2 separate regions of the Homo sapiens genome follow, and region 2 is linked to region 1. A link is a loop called in an ENCODE intact Hi-C map of the cell type or tissue named here. Cell type or tissue: B cell. All regions are shown on one strand. Each heading gives the region's core, and the rest is flanking DNA. Links, peaks and the distances in the headings are about the cores only.

Region 1 (6,753 bases), core at 1-4,000:
TTATTTGTTTTTTGTTTTTTGAGATGGAATCTTGCTCTGTCCCCCGGGCTGGAGTGCAGTGGTGCAATCTCAAACTAAAGTTTGAGAACTACTGTTTAAAGAACTAGGATTACAGGTGACTGGTTTTCCTTCTTGTAACCTATGTTTTTCTCAATTATCTTTTTACTTTTGAAATCCAACTAAGTTCTTTTAAGTATTTTACTAACAGGTACACTCTGTAGGTCTACAGGTAAAAAGCTATTACGTTGCAAACATTATAACGTAATGTAAGGTCTGGATTACATGCCTAAAAATCCAATGATTCTTGGAACCATCAAATCTGTTAAGACTGAAAAGAATACCAATGTTTAAATATATCTATAAAATGCAGGTCAAGGGGCTAAGAAAATTGCAACACTAGAAAACCAACAAACTTAGGTTGTTCTAACATACATACACAAATACAGGAGGGACGTTTATGGGTCACATCTGCGAAACATTTTTTCCCAAAAAGCTGAATTTTTAGGCTTGCGTGTAATTTACTAGAACTGCACTGCAGGAATCAGATGTTCTGAAGCTGTGAATGCTTACTCATGTAGGTTCCTGCCTAACCAAAATAAGTACCAGTATGTTATATTTGTCACCAAAATCTAGGCAGGGAAGACAAATTCAGAACACTGAGAGTTGCCAAATCTTTAACTTTTAGCTTGAAGACCATAAAGCTGTGCCAACTTTCATCTCATCATCTCACTAAAACAGAGTCCACTGGAAATAAAGAGGCAAACCACAGGTTCCCAATTGACACTAGAACTAGTTAAAAGATTTAGGGAACTGTCTACCCTTTGAACACAAATTAAAGAGTAACAAAGACTACTAACTTAGGGATAGAGTAACTACTGATTAACAGCAAAATACCAAAGTTAAGTCAAAGACAAATGGCTACATATTTTAATATTTTAGTTTTGAAATTTTTTTAAACAGGTGTACAGATCCCCATATACATCCTAGCACACAAAATTCATTTTAACCTTTCTATTCCTTGAAAAGTCCACTCTAAGTAAATACAAGTTACTCAAAAAGGCACTACACACAGCAATGACCTAACACAGCCTGTCCTTTCCGACTAAAAAAGTTTTAACTAATTGCATAAGCACCATGACCACCCATACTGAATTTTTCACTACTAAACTCCCAGCACAATGCTGGCACAAAGCAAGTACCCAAACATATGAGGATTTTTTTTTTTTGAGATAAGAGTCTTGCTCTGTCGTCCAGGCTGGAGTGCAATGGTGTAATTTAGGCTCACCACAACCTCCGCCTCATGGGTTCAAGCTATTCTCGTGACTCAGCCTCCCAAGTAGCTGGGACTACAAGCCCGCACCATCACGCCTGGCTAATTTTTTATATTTTTAGTACAAGTACATACGGGGTTTTGCCATGTTGGCCAGGCTTGTCCCGAACTCCTGACCTCAGGTGATCTGCCCGCCTTGGCCTCCCAAAGTGCTGGGATTACAGGCATAAGCCACTGTGCCAGCTTTTTTTTTTTTTTAATTAAGAGAGTCTTGCTCTGTTGCCCAGGCATGAGTGCAGTGGCATGATCTTAGCTCACTGGACCCTCAAACTCCTACACTTAGGTGATCCTCCCGCCTCAGCCTCCCAAAATGCTGGGATTACAGGTGTGAGCCACCACACTTGGCCACATCTGAGGTTTTGAATTTGTTAGAGAAAGCTTCTGAAACCCTAAAGCAGACACCAACGATTCTGTAAAATTAACTCAGGCCGTTTTAATGTAAGACACCGTCCCTTTCTATCACACTTGACGCTTTCTTAAGGGAAGCTGACATTTCTGCCATACTTTGGAATCCCTGCAAATGAGTCAGTTAAGTGCATTTAAAGTGGCATGCCCTGGGCCAGGTGCACTGGGCTCACACCTGTAATTCCAGCACTCTGGGAGGCCAAGGCAGGAGGAAGATTTGAGGCCAGGAGTTGGGAGGCCAGCCTGGTAACCTAGTCAGACCTCGGTCTCTACAAAAAATGTAAAAATAAATAAGGGGGGGATCCTATTACTGAACTCCCTCTGAAAAGAAGAATCATTGAAAACTCTTGGTATTGTAAGTTACAAAATTGTACATATGGTGTATGCCGGTCCCCATTATTATCCGATCTACTTTTCTGATTTAACCTTAATTTTTCTAAACATTTCTTGTACTCTAACAGGTCAGGTTTTCCTCTTCTCTTTTTACCCCTCGAAAACACACTTGTTCCTGTAACACCACTCAGAGGGCCTCCCCAGCCCCCACCTCTTTTGTATATAAACACACTCTCTTGTCACATACTCCATCAGCTGTTTGGTAGCTCCTCCCCTCCTCCTTTTCCGGGTAGTAACAGGGCGGCCAATGAGCGCTGAGGAGCGGTGCCTGCGGCCTTTTGCCTGCATACGCTTTTCCAAAACAAGCAGCTCTAGCCTTCAGCAGGGGCCACTGGTTCACAGATGAAAGGATCACCAGGGCTGTGCAACAGGGTGAGACGAGTAACCCCCACCAACAAGGAAACCCGTGTAATCTGAGCTGTTTGTTCCTCCACCAGGGAGAACTTAAACCGATATTCCTTTAGGGCAAATCACGCTTTAAGGTCACCAGAGCCCCAGCTCTCAGACAATCTAAATAATCAGCTGGTTGGAGGTGGAAACCTCAAAGGTTGCCAGGCTCTGGGCAGCACAGATCACCAATCTACCTGACTTTGCAAACAAATGGCCGCACTATTCGAGACTATTCCATAGGATCTGGGCTAACTGCAAGGTTTTTTTACTGGGACACATTCCTAAAGGATCCAAAAGTCATGTAAATCAGTTTCTAGGCTCCTGGGGAGGTTTGCACAACCCTTAGCAAAGGATCAGAAGAGAAACAATGAATGAGTCAGAGTTTCAGAACATAATCACCCAGCAGATTATTAAGTGCATTGGTGCAAAACACTCACTCCCTGCATAACTTGGGAGTCAGCTCTCCTACCAACCCGTCACAAAAGAAATATCACTGACTCCAAACAACAACCAGAGACGGTGTCTCCAAAAGAACCGAGCGAGGTGGTGGAAGGCAGCGGCCAATTAGTTACACATCCTCTTCTCTCCCTACCCCCACACTGCTACTTTCCTACTATATAGGTTCCCTGCCAGGCTGTAAATCGTGGTGGTATAATTACGCTCAGGAGACATCCAAAAATGGGCTGAAACAGGAGACTGCAAGGAAACCAGCTATCGCCCCCCACACCAAAGAAATCATCAAGGGGCATGGGGGGCAAGAAGTGCATTCCTTCAGACCTTTTCTTCCTACTTCCTCTCCACCATCTTTCTCAACCCCCAGCCTTTTCACACAATTGTACTCATTTTAGTAGAGGGCTGGGGAATTTTTCCTTAAATTTTCTGCTAAATATACCTTACTCAAAAATTGTTGGCTCCATTTGGGCCTACTGATCTGTGAATTCAACAGAGAAAGGAGGACACAAAATCTCTCACCTACACAACACACACAAAAGGAAATCCGAAACATTTTAACTTCCAAACTCCATTATACCAGAAAATAAACACGAAACAAAGATAACCTCTGGCTTTTAAATCTCGAAACTGTTATCCTCCTATCTCAGATCTACAATTTTAAAGCGCCTCTGCTTTCTTTTGTCAGAAAGGAAGGAAGGTGGGGAAAGAACAGAAGGCCAATGCATCTTTGCCTTTCTTCATCTTCTACTAAAAATAAGCTATGAAATAAGCCACTTAGGGGGAGAAAAAAAAGACACCCTGCTGTTCTTTGTCTGTTTTCCTCTCCCTCTCCACCCCCCACACCCCGACTCCTAAATGCGGTAATCATTCTAGATGCCACAACTACTAAATGAACAAAAGGCACTGTATGGAAAAGGCATCAGGTCAAGTTAGGCCCCCCTCTTTATCCTCAATCTTTTAAAAATATGTCTATGTACATAATTTGAGACTCTGACAACGATCACAAACAGCTGGAATTGTCTCCCCACTCCATCCCAATTAAACATTAGGTAGAAATTCGCATTAGGTGTGACAGTAACTCTCAATTCAAGATAAAAATAACTCAGATGCTGCCACTATGTCATTTCCTAGTTTCTAAACAAAAATAAAACCCGAAACTGCTTTGTGTAAAATGTACACACAGTCATAGTTACAAGTTTTCCTGCAGCCTTATGAAAAGCCAACATTACTGGTATCATTCACACATTTACAAAACAATCACAGCCACAAACAGCTCATAAAGAGTTGATTTCACTTGCGCCTGAACATATATTGGGTACACTATACTTTATTAGTTGCTCCGCTCTAATCTCCCACTCCCCCAAAAATTCTAAACTCCAAACCACAAACTTAGAAGTCTATCTACTGCTCCTAATTTCTAACCAAGTTTTCCCTGAGCAAGGAGAAAAACACCTTATTTCTGAAAAGATTATTTTTTAAAAATCTCTTGCCCAGACAACTTCCCTCCCATCCCCCACTGCCAAACCATATGCAAAAACTACTTTTTTAAAACTTCAGCAAATTCCCTAACTGAATTTTTTGACAATAACCACTGATCTCTACAAAGAGGTAAAACACTCAATCAAAAACAGCAACAAATAAAAGGAAGAAAAAAGGTATTCACCTGAAGAATTTAGCCAAACAACTTGAGTTATATAAACAAAACCCTGCAACAGGGGGAAACGGTGGGGGGATGGGGAGGAGGGAGAGAAACAGGAGACAGGACTTTTAAACTGTGTTCCACACTACCACCCTCTAAGCCCCCACTTGCCCCCCTCCCCAAGGACTAGCTGTTCAGAACTCTGGGCTCCCCCTACCCTCTAAACTACCCTTCAAAAAAAAAAAATTCTCGATTTGTCACAGGAACCTTCGCGAATTTCTCTAGCTGGTCCTGAAATAATCAGTCTGGACTCCAACCAAAACCACTGCCTGAAGGGCTCTTATCAGTTATAGCTTTCCCACTGCAACCTCCAGAGTGCATAAAGTTGGGGGGAGGGGGCAGAAAATAAAGGGTGTCACTTGGCGACATCAGGGCAAGTATTCCCCCAAGAACCTGACCCTCACAGAGGAAGTTTTGCCCAAGTGGCCAGTCCAGGGACTATTTATTTTGTCCAGGAGCTCCTCTTTCCCCAGCTGTCATACCCACAATATGGAGGGTGGCTTGCTGGAGGGCCCGGGGGTCTTCATCACATACAACTATGGGTGGGACAGGCTTTGTCAGTGGAAAGGAAAACAGTAGGGTTCTCCCGGGGACCAGAAAGCTTAACAGGAGGGACTGACTGAAAACACACAGAGCTCTTTCTTAGAAGAGGGGGCCCTGAGCAGGAGACTCTCTTCCTAATATAGAAAGGAATTAGGGATAAAAGAGGTCGCTTGAGTGACCCCAGTTCAAGCAGCATTGTGGTTGGAGGAAATGGGGGCATCTCAAGAAACGGAGAAAGGCTTCCCTCTCGGGAATTTCTGCCTTGATTCCCTAAATCCAAAGCGAGCAAACAGGAGAGAGAAACCCTGAAAATGGGCTCGGTGGTAGAGAGTGAGGCGACTGGTCGTGCAAAAAGAAAAAAGGCCGTCTCGGGAGTCCAAACGTCGCGGAGGAAAGTCACAGGCTCTGGGGATACAGGAAGAGCGAGCAGCAACGCGTATTTCGGGGTGCTGCGGAGAAAAGGCGAGCTGAAAAGGCTCTCGGCCCCTGGGAGGTGCCAAGGAGCCGCCGTAGGCACTGGGGGAGGAGGGGAGTCTCGGACAGTGGCCTGGAGTGCCCCAGGGCCCTTGCAGTGGTTCCGGGGGTGCCCTGGGCATCCCCACACCGCCCCCCACACACAGCCCGAATTCCCCTCCACGAAGGATACAGCTTGACCACGTCCGTGTCCATCCGCCTCTTGCCCGGACTGGGAGATGACATGGTGTCGCCGCCGCCTCTCTCCCTTCCTCGGCCCGTCTGTCACGGGCCCGGGGCCCCGGCTCTGAGGAGCCCGCGGCCGCGCCGGCTCCTCGGTGGAGGTGGCAACACCCCCGCGGTCCCGGCGGTCCCGTCAGCCGCCGCCGCCGCCCCCCGCACGGGGGAACACCGGGCACTGTCCGGCCGGGTGGGGGTGGGGACCCTGCGGCGCCCGGCTCGGGCTGCCCCTCTCCGGCTGTGGTTCCGCCGCGGCCCTGCCCCGGCGCTCCTCTGCGCCGCGCGACGCTCCCTCCTGCCTGCTGTGGCTCGCTCGCCTGCTCCCCACTCACCCTCTGACCGGCTCCTAGCAGCCTCCACTATAAGCGGACGACTCCTGCTCAGTCGGCCTCCCTACCCCAGCCTCGCTCTGGGCGCCGTGACGTCACCTCTGTGACGTCATCGGAGGGGCGGGTCTGGTCGCTGAGAGGGGTGGGGCGCCGCCGCGGCGTGGGCTTTCCCGGGGAGTTCTGGGAGTTGTAGTTCCTCTTTCTCCGGCTGTCTCACACCCTCTGTCCCCTCCCCCAACTTCCCCACCTACTTCATCCCTCAACTGCCACTGTCGTTATCATCATCCTAAACGATAAGAGTAAATAATGGCAATATTATTACATTCGTGGATTTAAGGGTAATGAACCTCCCTTAACACTCTGTTTAACAAGCTGTTAATTTCTTTGATTTGGAGGAGGCCAAGGTAGCAATTACTCAGGCACCAAAATCTGGAAATCCCCACACCAGCAGGTTCCTTGCACTCCGCTTCCTCGTTGGCTGGAGAGAATTTGTTTCCAAGGATTGTAGACCACAGCAA
Region 2 (16,010 bases), core at 5,151-9,150, 53 kb before region 1:
AGGCATGAGCCACCACGCCCAGCCACAAAAACTACTCTTACACAGAGACTGCCTTCCAGAAGTTTGAAGTCTAGCAAGGGAACACGAGATCTGTTCATTAAGAAGTACAGAAAGAGTTTGCATAAAGTAATACTATAGCTTAGAGTAGGAGAGATTTCTTCCAGCCCGGAGGGAGGGATAGGGATGGTCTGCTATGGAAGGTAAGGACTTACAAAATGTCCTAAACAGAGTGTGATTTGGACATGTCGAGGTGGGAGAAGGAATTTAATGCAAAGATTTAGTATAGAACTGATTCAGGAAACTGAGAACAATACATTTTTATTTTGATGAGTGGACCCTAGGGAATACTAGAAAGTAGGCCAAGACCAGATTACGGAGGGCTCCGAAGTGTGGATTTTATCTGGCAAACAGGGAAACAGTATTCCATGCACAGTGCATCTACCTGTGCTTTACAAAGATAACCCAACTGTGGTGTGTAGGACTGGCTGAAGGTGGGAATAAGCAGAGTTAAAGCAAAAGAGTAGGAAAGAAATATTCAAGACCTCAACTAAGATAACAGCCACATGAATCATGGGACATTAAACAGAGCCCTCACAGGCCTTCACAGCTGAACAGACCTGGCAGAGCCAGTAGAAAGCTCCAACGTTGCTACAATGTCTAATTTTCATGACAAAACAAAAAAGCAGATCTCCAAATCAATCTTCTAATTTCTAATTCAAGCTCTAAATTTCTAAGTGTAAACAAAGTATATGTGCTCCAATGTCTCCCTCTCAGTGAGGCCTTCTGGGATATCCTATTTACAACCACTTACTCCTAACATTCCCACCATGCAATATACTATGTATTTTACTTTTATCTCCTACTGCAGTGCAAGCTCCGTAAGAGCAGGAATTGTTTATTTTGTTCACAGAAGAGTACCCAGCAAACAGTAGACTACAAATGAACATGAGGCCGGGTGTAGTGGTTCATACCTATTTAATCCCAACACTTTGGGAAGCAAGGGCAGAAAGATTGCTTGAGGCCAGGAGTCCGAGACCAGCCTGGGCAACATAACAAAACCCAGTCTCCACAAAAACAAAATTTTTAAACATTAGCCAGGTATGGTGGTACGTGCTTATACTCCTAGCTAATCGGAAGGCTGACAGGGGAGGATCACATGAGCCCAGGAGTTAAGTTAGAGACCAGCATGGGCAACATAGTGAGACCCCCATCACTACAAAAAACACCAAAAAATTAGCTGGGCAGGGTGGTACGAGCCTGTAGTCCCAGCTACTTTGACGGCTGAGGCAAGAGGATTGCTGGAGCCCAGGAGTTTGAGTCTGTAGTAAGCTATGATGACACTACTGAACTCCAGCCTGGGTGACAAACATAGACCCTGTAGCTTAAAAACAAATAAATTTAAAAATAAGATGAACACATGAATGAAGTTGCCAGTCTGAGACCTTAATTTTAGCCTCTCAGACAGGTAAAGTGATACCACATATATATATACACACGTATACATACACACGTATATATACACACGTATATATATACACGTGTATATGTATACATACGTGTATATATGTATGTATATATACGTGTGTATATATATGTATGTATATATACACATATATATACACACACTTATATATATATTTTTTTTAAAGATGGAGTTTTGCTCTTGTTGCCCAGGCTAGAATGCAATGGTGTGGTCTCGGCTCCCTACAACCTCCGCCTCCCAGGTTGAAGCGATTCTCCTGCCTCAGCCTCCCAAGCAGCCGGGATTACAGGTGCCTGCCACCATGCATGGCTAATTTTTGTATTTTTAGATTTTTGTATTTCACCATGTTGGCCAGGCTGGGATTGAACTCCTGACCTCAGGTGATCCGCCTACCTTGGCCTCCCAAAATACTACAGGCGTGAGCCACTGCGCCCAGCCAACGGTGATACTATTAATGGCAAAGTGAAACACAGGACAGCAGGAATCAGTTTTGTAATGAAAGACACTATTAGTAAGTTTACTTTTGAAAACACTAAATTTGAGGTTATCAGTGGATAAACCAAGTGGCAATATATTATAAACAGCTGGAAAACTCATGACTTAAAGAAGTCAACTTATAGGCTGGGCATGGTGGCTCACGCCTGTAATCCCAGCACTTTGGGAGGCCAAGGCGGGTGGATCACAAGGTCAGGAGTTTGAGACCAGCCTGGCCAAAATAGTGAAACCCCGTCTCTACTAAAAATACAAAACAAATTAGCTGGGCGTGGTGGCGGGCGCTTGTAATCCCAGCTACTTGGGAGGCTGAGGCAGGAGAATGGCTTGAACCCGGGAGGTGGAGGTTGCGGTGAGCCGAGATTGTGCCACTGCCCTCCAGCCTGGGTGACAGAGCAAGACTCTCTCAAAAAAAAAAATAGTCAACTTATAAATCAATTAAATCTGAGCCTCTTTTTTAATTTTTTATTTTTTTTTGAGACGGAGTTTCACTCTTGTTGCCCAGGCTGGAGTGCAATGGTGCCATCTTGGCTCACCGCAACCTCTGCCTCCCCAGTTCAAGAGAGTCTCCTGCCTCAACCTCCTATATAGCTGGGATTACAGGCATGCGCCACCGCACCTGGCTAAATCTGAGCCTGTTTCTTAATCTCTAAACAAAGGGGGAGGGGATGCAGGGAAGGGACATTACCTCACTCACAGAATTGTGGAAAATTAAATGAAATACTGTATATCCAAAGGTACCAGGCCCAGCAGCTGACACAACAGGAACTTAATTTTTTTAATGTAAAAATAAATAGGCCGGGCATGGTAGCTCACGCCTATAATCCCAGCACTTTGGGAGGCCAAGGTGGGCGGATCATGAGGTCAGGAGTTCAAGACCAGCCTGGCCAACATGGTGAAACCCCACCTCTAGTAAAAATGCAAACATTAGCTGGGCATGGTGGCACGTGCCTGTAATCCCAGCTACTTGGGAGGCTAACACAGTAGAACTGCTTGAACAGGGAGGCAGAGATTGCAGTGAGCCGAGATCATGCCATTGTACTCAGCCTGGGTTACAGAGCGAGATTGTCTCCAAAAACAAAAACAAAAAAAAAAAAAAAAACACACACACACTTTACCTAAATGAATTGCCACAAAACTAAAATTCAAAGTTTATAAATGTAGTGTGTGTGTGTGTTAGTTTTTTTCCTACATTCTTAAGCAGAATACTAAAAAAACATGCTACACCTTTTTTTTTTTTTTTTTGAGACGGAGTCTTGCTTTGTTGCCCAGACTGGAGTGTAGGGGTGTGATCTGGGCTCACTGCAAGCTCCGCCTCCCAGGTTCACGCCATCCTCCTGCCTCAGCCTCCCAAGCAGCTGGGACTACAGGCGCCCGCCACCAGGCCAAGCTAATTTTTTGTATTTTTGGTAGAGACGGGGTTTCACCGTAGCCAGGATGGTCTCAATCTCCTGATCTCGTGATCCGCCCGCCTCGGCCTCCCAAAATGCTGGGATTATAGGCATGAGCCACCGCACCCGGCCTCAACCTTTCTTTTTTTTTTGAGATGGAGTCTTGCTCCCATCGCACAGGCTGGTGTGCGGTAGCACAATCTTGGCTCACTGAAACCTCCACCTCCTGGGTTCAAGCGATTCTCCTTCCTCAGCCTCCTGAGTAGCTGGGATTACAGGTGCACACCACCACGCCCGGCTAATTTTTGTATTTTTAGTAGAGACAGGGTTTTGCCATATTGTCCAGGCTGGTCTCAAACTCTTGACCTCAGGTGATCCACCCACCTCGGCCTCCCAAAGTGCTGGGATTACAGGTATGACCCACCGCATCCAGCCAACTACACCCTTTCTTGATGCTGGGTCATCATTATGAATAATAGTTGCTATACTGTACTACAAAATACAAGGATACCCTTAGGAACAAATAAGGAATATACTTATTTTTTGCTGTAGAAAATTTCCCATACTGTTATGCTAAAGTCCTTGCATTGAGAGGTTCTTTTCCTAGTTTCTCTTTGTTCTTAACCTTTAGCTATGTTTGGGAGATGACACTGGGCTACTATCCTTTAAAATGTATCTATAGTAGGCTAGAAAAATCAGATAACTGAAGTTCATGAGATTACTTTATGTTTAAAAAAAAAAGGGTAAATATGTCCTAAGAAAGACACTCTCCAATCAATAAAATATGTAACTTTTAGCAGGTTTACAACTAAATTAGTTGGCTAAAGCTGTCAAACAGCTTCTGAATAAGGGAAGTATCACTTATTTAAAAATAGCCATTTCAAAATAAATATGTATTGCCCAGAAGCAAAAAAATATCTGGCAACTTACTATGGTACCCTGAATATTTAAAGACCCATTATCTTAGGAGTAAAGAGTAACATACAGTTTTAAAATTTTACAGAGTCAACTGGTACGAGTAAGGTTAAATGGCAAGCATGTTCATTACCACCTAGCAGACTAAATCAGTCTAGCCTTAGGAGAGGAAATTTTTCTTCTCTAGTGTTATGCTTCATTTAGAGTTTCTATGTCACAAGCCAAACATAGGCAAAAACCAAGTAAATGTTACTTAAATAGGAAAATCATCACTATAACTTGGCTTTTCCCTGAATGTATTATTCCTCCAGACTTCCAAATAATAGAGTAAAAAATTTTCAAAGAAAAATTAAGACTCATAGAAACATTTTAAGACAGGTTTATCAGAAAGATAAGAAATCTAAGTACCACACCCCCATCCCCAACAAAATATTTTTAAAAGCAGATTTACAAAGTCAGATAGTCAAAGTCAGAAATGATCCAACTGCAGAAACAGTTTCAGAGAGAGAAAAGTGAAGGGAAATAGGGAAAAATAATGATACCATCTTGAGAGCAAGGAAATATAGTCAAAACAAAAAATAAGATTTTGAGAGAAATTCCAACTTCAGTTACGCACTTTAAAATATTTAGAAGCTAGAAGGCTATCGATGAAATATCAATAGCTCCTTAATAAACAAACTTGACTGCTTTGCTGTTTTATGGCAATAGTGCATATTTGCTTACTTGCAACTGAAAATTACAAATTTACATAATGTACAAATGCATGTATATAAATTAGCAGTATATTAGCTAAATAGTATATTACTCTCTTAACTCCTAAAGGGTTAATCAAAAGCCTACTTTTGGGCCTGGCACAGTAGTTCACACCTGTACTCCCGGCACTTTGGGAGGCCGAGGCAGGTGGATCACCTGAGGTCAGGAGTTCAAGACTAGCCTGACATGGCAAAACCCTGTCTCTACTAAAAATACAAAAATGAGCAGGGCATGGAGGCACACACCTATAATCCCAGCTACTTGGGAGGCTGAGGCAGGAGAACTGCTTGAGCCTGGGAGGCAGAGGTTGTGGTGAGCTGAGATCGTGCCACTGCACTCCAGTCTGGCAACAGAGACTCTGTCTCAAAAAAATAAAATAATAAATGGGACCAGGTGCAGTGGCTCACGCCTGTAATTCCAACATTTTAGGAGGTGAAAGCAGGCAGATCTTTTGAGCTTAGAACTCTGATACCAGCTTGGGCAATATGGTGAAACACCATCTCTACAAAAAATAAAAAAATTAGCTGGGCATGGTGGCATGCGCCTGTAGTCCCAGCTACTCGGGAGGATCGCTTGAGCCCAGGAGGTCAAGGTTGCAGTGAACCATGTCACGCCACTGCACTCCAGCCTGAGCAACAGAACAAGACCTTGTCTCTAAATAAATAAATGATGTGCTTTTGTTTCATATCTAATCCCATCTTTTTTTTTTTTTTTTTTTTGAGACGGAGTTTTTGCTCTTGTTGCCCAAGCTGGAGTGCAATGGCATGATCTTGGCCCACTGCAACCTCCACCTCCCGGGTTCAAGTGATTCTCCTGCCTCAGCCTCCCGAGTAGCTGGGATTACAGGCACACACCACCATACCCGGCTAATTTTTTGTATTTTTAGTAGAGATGGGGTTTCACCATGTTGGCCAGGCTGGTCTCAAACTCCTGACCTCAGGTGATCCACTGGCCTCAGCCTCCCAAAGTGCTGGCATTACAGGCCTGAGCCACCGCGCCCGGCCCATACCCATCATTTTTTTTTTTTAACTTCTTTTCTCAAAGTACATCCTACTTCTATGGAAAGATTGACACTCACTGTCAAATAACCATCAGCTAGTCAAGCATTCAGTTTAAAATCTGCAAACTTGGACTGAACCGCAGAGAATAAAGTCCTGCAAGATTCTCAAGACATGAGACACTTCAGAGATATTAACAAGTCCACAATGAAATTCCAAATCTAGAAAAATTGTTTTAAAAACTTTTTGGAAAACTTTTAGAAGGTAGGACCTTAAAAGACATCTGGTACTTAATTAAAATCCACTTTTTCTGCTCTCAGGAAATTATAAAATAATTAGACAACAAAAATCTTTCCTGGTTAACTGTAGGCCTGGAGGCAAACAATGAGCTGTGCATCTGACATGCTGTGCAGAAGTCCCAAGTGGCATTTAGTTATGGCTGTCACACAGTCTCTAGCACCTGTCACATGGGGGCTATGGCATGAAGGGAAGCACAGGCGGAAGACCTAGACCTGCAAATTCTAAGGGTGGAGGGGAGACGAAACCATTGCGCACATGAGAAAAACATGCAGGAAGAACCTTGTCATTCCAAAGGCAGAACCTACCTAATCACAGGAGGCTGGCAAGACAAGGAAAACAAATCACAACCTTAAAAATGACAATAGCAACTCACCTTGAAAACTTCCAAGTCATAGGCAACATATAATTTCCCCGTAAATGATACAAAGACATACAAATAATCAGGTGGCCCTCTGCAAAATCCTAATGAAAACATCTATTTATTTCTTCCCCCCAACTCCCTCTCCCCAAAATATCTATTTAAAAACATCCTACTAGGCCAGGCACGGTGGCTCACACCTGTAATCGCAGCACTTTGGGAGGTCAAGGCGGGTGGATCACGAGGTCAGGAGATCGAGACCATCCTGGCTAACACAGTGAAACCCCGTCTCTACTAAAAATACAAAAAAATTAGCCGGGTGCCTGTAGTCCCAACTACTTGGGAGGCTGAGGCAGGAGAATGGCGTGGAGCTTGCAGTGAGTTGAGATCGCGCCACTGCACTCCAGCCTGGGCAACAAAGCAAGACTCTGTCTCAGAAAAAAACAACAGAAAAAATCCTACTTCCCCTTTTGGGCGGTATGTGTCTTTGCTATACCACTCAAAGTGCTCAACACAAAGCAACTTCTCAATAAAAAGCTAAATTTAATATGACTTTATGGAGTATCTATGTAGTGCCTTTGGTATTCAAGTTTCCAGTGTTCTTTGAAAAATCTTGGCTGGGCGTCGTGGCTCATGCCTGTAATCCCAGCACTTCGGGATTCAAGGCAGGTAGATCATCTGAGGTTAGGAGTTCAAGACCAGCCTCCAATGTGGCGAAACCCCGTCTCTACTAAAAAACACAAAAAATTAGCTGGACGTGGTGGCGGGCATCTGTAATCCCAGCTACTCTAGAGGCTGAGGCAGGAGAATCGCTTGAATCTAGGAGGCAGACGTTGCAGTGAGCCGAGATCACACCACTGCACACCAGCCTGGGTAACAGAGTGAGACTCCGTCTCAAAAAAAAAACAAAATCTTTAAGAACACTGCTTCCATTTTTCATTTTATTTTCATTGTATTTATTTATTTACTGATTGATTGAAACAGGGTCTCACTCTGTTGCCCAGGCTGGAGTCCAGTGGCGAGATCCCGGCTCAGCTCACGGCAGCCTCGACCCTCCCAGGTTCAAATGATCCTCCCACCTCACCCACCCCAGTAGCTTGGATTACAGGCATGCATCAGCACATCCGGCTCATTTTTTATTTTTTGTATAGATGAGGTCTCCTTATGTTGCCCAGACTAGTCTCAATCTACTGGTCTCGAGTGATCCTTCTACCTCAGGCTCCCAAAGTGCTGGGATTATAGGTGTGAGTCACCTTGCCTGGCCCTTTTCTGTTTTTCCATTTTAAATACAGTTTTTACTCTAACTTGACATATAGACTGCAATGCCACTCAATGAAGATAGCATTTAGCTAAGTCAGTGCACAAAAATCTCTATTCACAGACCTTTTAATCAGGCATTTATGAATCATTCACAGTAAGCAGTTAAATTTTACGAGGAAATATTTTCTTTGGCATTCTTCATAGTGACAAATAGTTACCTCTGTAGAGTGGTGGGTGATAATTAATAAATACCAAGCTGCGGTACCCATTCAGCAGATAAAGATGATCAAAGTGTGAATAATGGATCATAAAAAATGTGCAGGAAGAGATGCCAGATATGCCATCATCCCCTTCCTCTTACATTACATTCAGCGCACCCCAAAGTCATGGAGCCACTTACTCGAAGACCCAGGTCCACAAACCAGACCATGCCTCATCTTCCTTTCCTTCCCTACACTGGATAATTACCAGTTTATGTCTCTAGAGATTGATTCCCCATCTTAATGACTTCTATAATATAATCTCAAGAAAATTCTTGAAACTCAAATACCTATAAATCCAGAGGAAAAAGGAAAAGGTAACACATATGCACATATAAATAATGAATTTGCTCTTATAAAGAGGTTAGAACCCACTAGTCTAAAGCTCTAATCATAGTCTGCTCGTTCTCCAGTTATCTTGCATAATATGAATGGCTGACCCCTGCTGCTCCCTTTACTACTTCAAGTTCATTAGGCATAGCAGGTGTCAAATATTAAGTGGCACTAATATCAATTTAACCTTGATTTCATAAAACTTAAAAAGGGGAAGAGAATACTAGACTTCGGCCTTTTTAAAGCAATACATGCAAAAAGAAATAAAGTAACAGGTTCAAAATTACTGTCAAGGTTTTATTCTGAAAAAAGCAAAACTACAGATGGATACACTAGACAGAATGCTAAATGCAATCTACATGCAGAGAACTCTGCGTTCCAAAACAAATGAATATGGCTTTATTCAACTGGGCCCAGTTTCCATTGTCCCTTTGGAAGATTTATGAGAGGCAGTACCCATTATCTGTTGGAAGTTTGATAAAAACTTGTATAAACAGTGTTTAAAAAAATCAAAAAGTAATCTAAAGAGATATAGAAAAATAGTGTCTTCTTGATTGAAATTCTGCTTAAAAACTATACAGAAGTGTAGTTAACAGGAAAATACCTTATTTGATAATACGTTCAAATAGCTATTATAAGCTGCCTGTATTTATTATCTTTATCAACATTTAGGATGAAAGAAGTGGGATAAAAAACTTTCAACAAAAACTGGAATGCTGCTTTTTAAAAAAACCCATAGTGAAAATAAGCAAAAGAAATGAATTATTTTATGGAAAAAAATTGCTGTTAAAGAAACACCCTACCATAAGAAAATCACACCAATATGAGTAAATAAGCAAGAAAACCCTGGAAAGTCAAGGGAGGTGAAAGTAGACTGTATCTAGGTGTGCAATGTGATACAACAAGAGTGGTAGAGCTATTTTCAGCATCATACTACTAACAGGTGATAGATCTCAGAGAAAAAGCCACCCTGCCATATTAGCAAAACTGCTAGCTCAAGACCAACAGAAATGATTAACATACAGTTAAGAAATGATCTGTCAGGTACAATTAGGACATATGAAGTGATAAACAGTATAAAAGAAACCAACCTAATCACTTAAGTAGAAGTTTAGATTTAAATATGCATCAACAATAAGAATGAAGGCTGTATTGTTATGAAGTATGAGAAGGAAATTAAAAATCAAGTTTCTCACAAGGAGTAGTACTTCCTGAAGAACTGAATAATATGAAAAAAATCAAGCTATTTAGCAAAACAACAGAAAACAAACCTAGACACAACAGTGGATGTATATATAGTAAGAAAACTTGACATTGAAAAGGTGAAAAAACTATTGAGTTTCCTTCTCTCGTGTTTGCACCACGGAGACAAGTAGAACTGATAGGCTCAGGTGCCACCATGTGAGATGTGCTGGTGCAATCAGAGGGCACAGTGCAGAGGAGAATCCCTCCTGAAAGACACAAGAGCACCCTCAATACAACCAAATAACCTCATCAGATCAAGTGTTGAGTTGCAGGCCTTTTTTTTTTTTTCTTGTCTTTTAAAAACATGACTGGGGCTTAAAATAGCCTTTCCACCCCGCAACTTCTAGTCCCACTGCCTAGATACTACCATTGCTTATGCACTTTCCATAGAGATGTTTATATACACACACATCCACGTCATCACATACACAAAGACATGTAGGTACAAACTGTTCTGTAAATACCTCTGCCCATGCATCTAGGGAGGATATGTTTGAGGACATATAGATCTAAGCTCCTTTTTTTAGTGCTTGTATAATGTCAATATACCATAATTTACCTATCCGTAATTTCATATCCATTAGTGAATAGGAAGGCTGTTGTCTGCTGTTTGTTTTGTTTTGTTTTGCTATTAGTTACAATAAACATCCCAGTACATGTCTGTTGGTATACTTTTTCAAGTATCTGTTTGCAATTTCTAGAAGTGGAACTTCTATTCAAAGGGCTGTATACCTAATTTTGACATATAATGCTTAAATATCCTTCAAAAAGGTTGCATCCAGTTACTTTCTAACTACCATCACCTAAGCAGACCTGTTTCCCTCATGCTCTCACCAATACCAGTATTAAAGCTTTTATAGTAAAATAAAGTTCACCTTTAAACACCACCTCAATTGCCAAACGCAGCTCAAATTGTCCAGTGCTTTTTTTTCTCTCATGCTGTTCACCAATCCAACAGAGCCCTGGCTAGGTGACCCATGGGGAAAAGCATGCTTTTCACAGGGATTCGCTCTACTGTTCCTTCTTGCCTCTTTAACACAACACGTGCATGTGCTCAGGATTCACGAACAAAAACTTACTAAGATATGAAGCACCTTTCATCAACTATCTCAAAGAGAAGGCTAATCAATTAAATCTCACCTAACGTGTGAGACAGGTTAACTCCAGAACCTGATCAGAAAAAAACAAAAACAAGGACAGAGTTTAGTCTGATACGGCATCACTTAATCAAACAACAAGGAGTAGTATTTTACCTACATCTCAAACACTTAAAAAGTATTTGTACTTCTAAATCTGTGCCCCCACAGGGCTGGACACCATGGCTCACACCTGTAAATCCAGCACTTTGGGAGGCCGAGGCAGGCAGATCACTTGAGGTGAGGAGTACGAGACCAGCCTAGCCAATATGGCAAAACCCCGTCTCTCTACTAAAAATACAAAAACTAGCCAGGTGTGGTGGCACACAACTGTAACCCCAGCTACTCGAGAGGCTGAGGCAGGAGAATCGCTTGAACATGGGAAGTGGAGACTGCAGTGACCCGAGATCACATCACTGCACTCCAGCCTGGGCTACAGAGTAAGACCCATCTCAAAAAAAAAAAAAAATTAAAATAATAAAATAAATCTATGCCCAAAATAGGATATGAAGTTAACTTCTTATTTCTTAGGTGGACCTGATACGTCAAATAGCTCCTTATTCCAAACTACTGTGCTATTACAGCATGCAAAATAATGTGTTCTCACAAAAGAATGACATGGATTTAATTATCTCAACATCCAACATTAATGTAACACATATGTTACTCTCCAATTTGCTAAAAGCCATAGAGTTTACCCTTGACTACTTAAATGTGAGATCCCATAGAAGATAATTCAAACACATGGAAGATAATTCATTGTATCTATATAACATTTGTATATACTATTTGATTTTATAGTTTCGAATATTATCAAATGACTTTCTCACATTGGAGTATCAGGATTTTCAACCTCACCCCCATGTTTCTTCTTCCTCTCCATGGAATACAATCACATCACCATTGTTGGCCAAATCACTATTTAGAGATTATATTATGACCATGTAAATTTTTTTTTATTATACTTTAAGTTTTAGGGTACATGTGCACATTGTGCAGGTTAGTTACATACGTATACATGTAAATATTATTCACTTCTGAGCCATATAGCATCGTATGATTAAGATTTCTTTTTCCTTTTTTTTTTTTTTTTTGAGACAGAGTCTCACTCTGTCACCCAGGCTGGAGTGCAGTGGCACCATCTCCACTCACTGCAAGCTCCACCTCCCAGGTTCACACCATTCTCCTGCCTCAGCCTCCTGAGTAGCTGGGACTACAGGTGCCCACCACCACGCCCGGCTAATTTTTTGTATTTTTAGTAGAGAAGGGGTTTCACCGTGTTAGCCAGGATGGTCTCCATCTCCTGACCTCATGATCCACTCGCCTTGGCCTCCCAAAGTGCTGGGATTAACAGGCGTGACTCACCGTACCAGGTGTTTTCTTTTTCTTTACAGTATTTTTCCCCAAGGAAATAAGCACTGTCTTAAACACTAAATTAATAAGAAACCAATGTATCTATCCTTAATTTGTTCCTCACCTCAGACAGAACTGTCTCAACATGTTTAAACACATCAAGATGAGTATTTGTATTTAAATGTTTTCCCTAGCAAATGTACCTTTCTCATTATTTGTGGCTGGTGAGTTGTGGAGGGAGGACAGGAGCCCAGGCAGTCTAGTTCAAGTCTGTTCTTTGAGCCACCCTATTTGCCTCTCTCTATCAAGACCACAGGGCTTCTGGAGAGGAGTGTGGCACACTCAGGCTTGTTCTGATGAGGAAGGTGACCAACAGCGAGACTGCACAGCGCCACAGGGAGATGCTGGTGGGATAGAGGTCGGTGGGGGCTAATGCACAGACAGGTAAGTACTGATAGGCAGTAGACTGGCTGGAGGGGAAGCCACATTTCAACGAGATTTTGAAGAACTGGATGACTAACTGTATATGAGGGAGAAGAAAGACTCAAGAATATCTGATATTTCCAATCTAGTAGATGATGACACTTTCTTTTTTTGAGATCTTCTTACCCAGGCTGGAGTGCAATGTGTGATCTCAGCTCACTGCAACCTCTGCCTCCCGGGTTCAAGCGATTCTCCTGCCTCAGCCTCCTGAATAGCTGGGATTACAGGTGCCCGCCACCATGTCTGGCTAATTTTTTGTATTTTTAGTAGAGATGAGGTTTCACCATGTTGGCCAGGCTGGTCTCAACTCTTGACCTCAAGTAATCCACCCACCTCAGCCTCCCAAAATGCTAGGATTACAGGTGTGAGCCACTGCACCCGGCTGATGACACTGTTCTAACAAAAATAAAAGGCAGGCAGGAGTAGCAGAAGCAAGTTTGGTGGGGGAGCGGGGGAGAGAGAAGAACAATGTGGAGTATTTAACATGATGAGACAACAAGTAATTGTCCAACAGACAACATTAAGTGTTATTAACCCGTTTTCACTTAGTCCTACTTCTTTCAAAGTAGATCTTTAAAACGGGAACTCAGCATACAAAGAGTTCTAAGAAAAGGCTGAGCAAATGAATAAAAAAATGTAACTTTAGATCTTAGTAATCTAAGGAATCATTAAACTACATATAAGTCTCTTAACAAAACCATTACATGGCCGGGCACGGTGGCTCACAGCTGTAATCTCAGCACTTTGGGAGGCCGAGGCGGATGGATCACCTGAGGTCAGGAGTTCAAGACCAGCCTGGCCAATATGGCAAAACCCCGTCTCTACTAAAAATACAAAAAAATTAGCTGGGCATGGTGGCAGGCAGCTGCAATCCTAGCTACTTGGGAGGCTGAGGCAGGAGAATCGCTTGGACCTGGGAGGCGGAGGTTGCAGTGAGCCGAGATGCACCATTGCACTCCAGCCTGGGCGACAGAGCGAGACTCCATCTCAAACAAACAAAAAACCTGTTGCACAAGTGAGAATAAGGGAGGCTCCATGGGACGGGGGAAGGCTTTGGAGTAGAGCAAACCTGGGTTTGAGGCCCATCTCCCCCATTTCCTAGGAAGTAGCCTACAGCCTCCTATTTAAGGTGGAGGAGCTTGTTAGAAATGAACACACTGGACCCCAGTTTCAGACTAACTGAATCAAAATCTCCATTTTAACAAGAGTCCCCAGTAACTGAGAAGCACCAGCCTAAGGCAAGTGAAATGATCTCTAAGCCTTGCCTCCCCCCACCATTTACAAAAGTGGGGATAAGCATATTTACCCTACGGGGAAACTGAGGATTAACAGGTGCCAAATATTTACCAAGCCTCTATCAAGAGGTGTTAGTGTCTTACATATGTTACATCGTTTAATCCTCTCAACAACCCTATCATGCAAGTATTGTTTCCATTATAAAAAATGAATACACTGTCGGGCTGCAACCCCGTCCAAGGTCGGACTGCTATTGAGTCGTAGAGCTGCTACTCACTGTGGCTCCCTGCTCTGCATTTGGCTTCCCATTAACCTCAATAATGCATATGCAACCTAGTGCAGCCAAGGGCACAGAATGTGTGAGAGCAAGGGAGGAAAGAAGCCTTGCACCTACAGAGAATCTAAACACTAGTTTAAAGCACAATCCACAAAGTTCAAAAACTGTACTCATATAAGCTTAAATGACTCAGCTGTGCTTATCCTTGAACTGATTTTCAGATAAGGATGTGGCATTAAATGAACAGTATTTATTTCAACAGTTGTGCTAAAATAGATCAACCAGCAGAATGCAACGACGGTTAATAAGACTATGTGAAAATTCTCAATAAGACACAGAAAACTCTCAATATAGCTTTATTCCAGGCTCCTGAGGGATAGGAATTCAGACAAGAAAAGGAACATCCTAAGAGTGTCTGTAATTGTAGGATATATTTCACATAAAGACTGAAATTCTCGGCCAGGCATAGTGGCTCATGCCTGTAATCCCAACACTTTAGGAGACCCAGGTGGGAGAACCACTTGAGGCCAGGAGTTTGAGACCAGCCTGGGCAACACAGCAAGACGCCATATCTACAAAAATTTTAAAACTATGGCTGCATGTGGTGGCTCACGTCTGTAATCCCAGCACTTTGGGAAGCCAAGGCAGGAGGACTGCTTGAGCCCAGGAGTTTGAGACTAGCCTACGCAACAAAGCAAGACGCCATCTCTATTATTTAAAAAACAAAACAAAACTAGCTGAGCACAGTGTTACACACCTGTTATCCAAGCTACTGAGAAGGCTGAAATGGGAGGATCCCTTGAGCCCAGGAGTTCAAGGCTACAGGTAGCTATGCTGGCATCTGTACTCCAGCCTCGGCAATAGAGTGACACCCTGTCTCTTAAAAAATAATAAGTTCTAGGTTATCTTTCAATCGTTATTTTTTGAGTATTAACATTCCAGAAAAGAATGTGCAAAATTAACATTTAGAATCCCAATTTATAACAGTGCTAGTTCCAAACAAATCTAAAGTATGTGAATCACTCACTGTATCGACAGCTGTCTAATTTCACTCATCCAAGCCCACAATATGCCTGACACGGTCTCAGTCTGCCACATTCTTCCTCTCTTACCTTTCTAGATACACTGGTCTTCTTTCATTTCCTCAAACACAATAAGCTCTCTTCCTCCCCAGGGCCTTTGCAATGGCTATTTCTTCTGCCCAGCCCTGATTTCCCTGTTTTGACAGATAGCTTGCTGATTCTTATCCTTTAAGGTGTGTCTTTTTTTTTTTTAAATAGAGATGGGGATCTCGCTGTGTTGGCGAGGCTGGTCTCAAACTCCTGGCCTTAAGCGATCCTCTTGCCTTGGCCTTCCAAAGTGCTGGGATTAACAGTGTGAGCCACTGCACCAGGCCTTTATGGTGTGTCTAAATGGCACTTCCTTAGAGACCTTTCCGATCACCTGAAGTACATGCCCAACAGACCATCCCAATTATTCTCTACCTCATTCTATTGTCTATTTCCTTGTAGGTTTTATCATGAGTACTATTTTGTCTTTTTATATCCTCCCTCACCTCGAACGAAATTCGACTTCCAAGAGGGCAAGAACCTTATTTGCCTTTATTCCTGACATGTAGCTGAGTGACTAGCCTCGGCTACGTGTCAGTGGATGCTCAACAGAAACTGGTTAAATGAATAGTGTGAGTAGGTGCCAGGCACTACGCTAGACAGTAGGATCTGGAAATAAGAGAGCATC

Evidence for each region. A loop is a pair of places that touch in the nucleus more often than their neighbours do. Peaks named below come from ENCODE experiments on the same cell type or tissue, not always from the same donor. Only the 100,000 strongest peaks of a DNase experiment are listed, where the experiment ranks them.
Region 2: it touches region 1 in a loop (2.1-fold over the local background); 15 of 110 quality-filtered maps call a loop at or near these places.

The regions. Positions count from the first base shown.
Region 1 is chr7:129,946,644-129,953,396 of GRCh38, forward strand. It overlaps UBE2H (ubiquitin conjugating enzyme E2 H), which reads right to left and starts at 6,317. Exons shown (of 7, transcript NM_003344.4): 1 at 5,860-6,317. The coding sequence starts at 5,912. It overlaps UBE2H-DT (UBE2H divergent transcript), which reads left to right and starts at 6,424. Exons shown (of 4, transcript XR_007060520.1): 1 at 6,424-6,753. RefSeq lists enhancers at 2,104-2,677, 2,678-3,249, 4,028-4,077 and silencers at 5,924-6,043, 6,054-6,153. In B cell, for the core only: no CTCF peak of the experiment used is centred there; DNase peaks (open chromatin) are centred at 2,358 and 3,188; H3K4me3 peaks cover 1,920 bases; H3K27ac peaks cover 3,230 bases.
Region 2 is chr7:129,888,751-129,904,760 of GRCh38, forward strand. The region is part of intron 1 of UBE2H (ubiquitin conjugating enzyme E2 H); the gene reads right to left. Among named protein-coding and RNA genes, the nearest start is that of UBE2H, 56 kb to the right of the region's middle. RefSeq lists an enhancer at 15,643-15,692. In B cell, for the core only: no CTCF peak of the experiment used is centred there; a DNase peak (open chromatin) is centred at 7,121.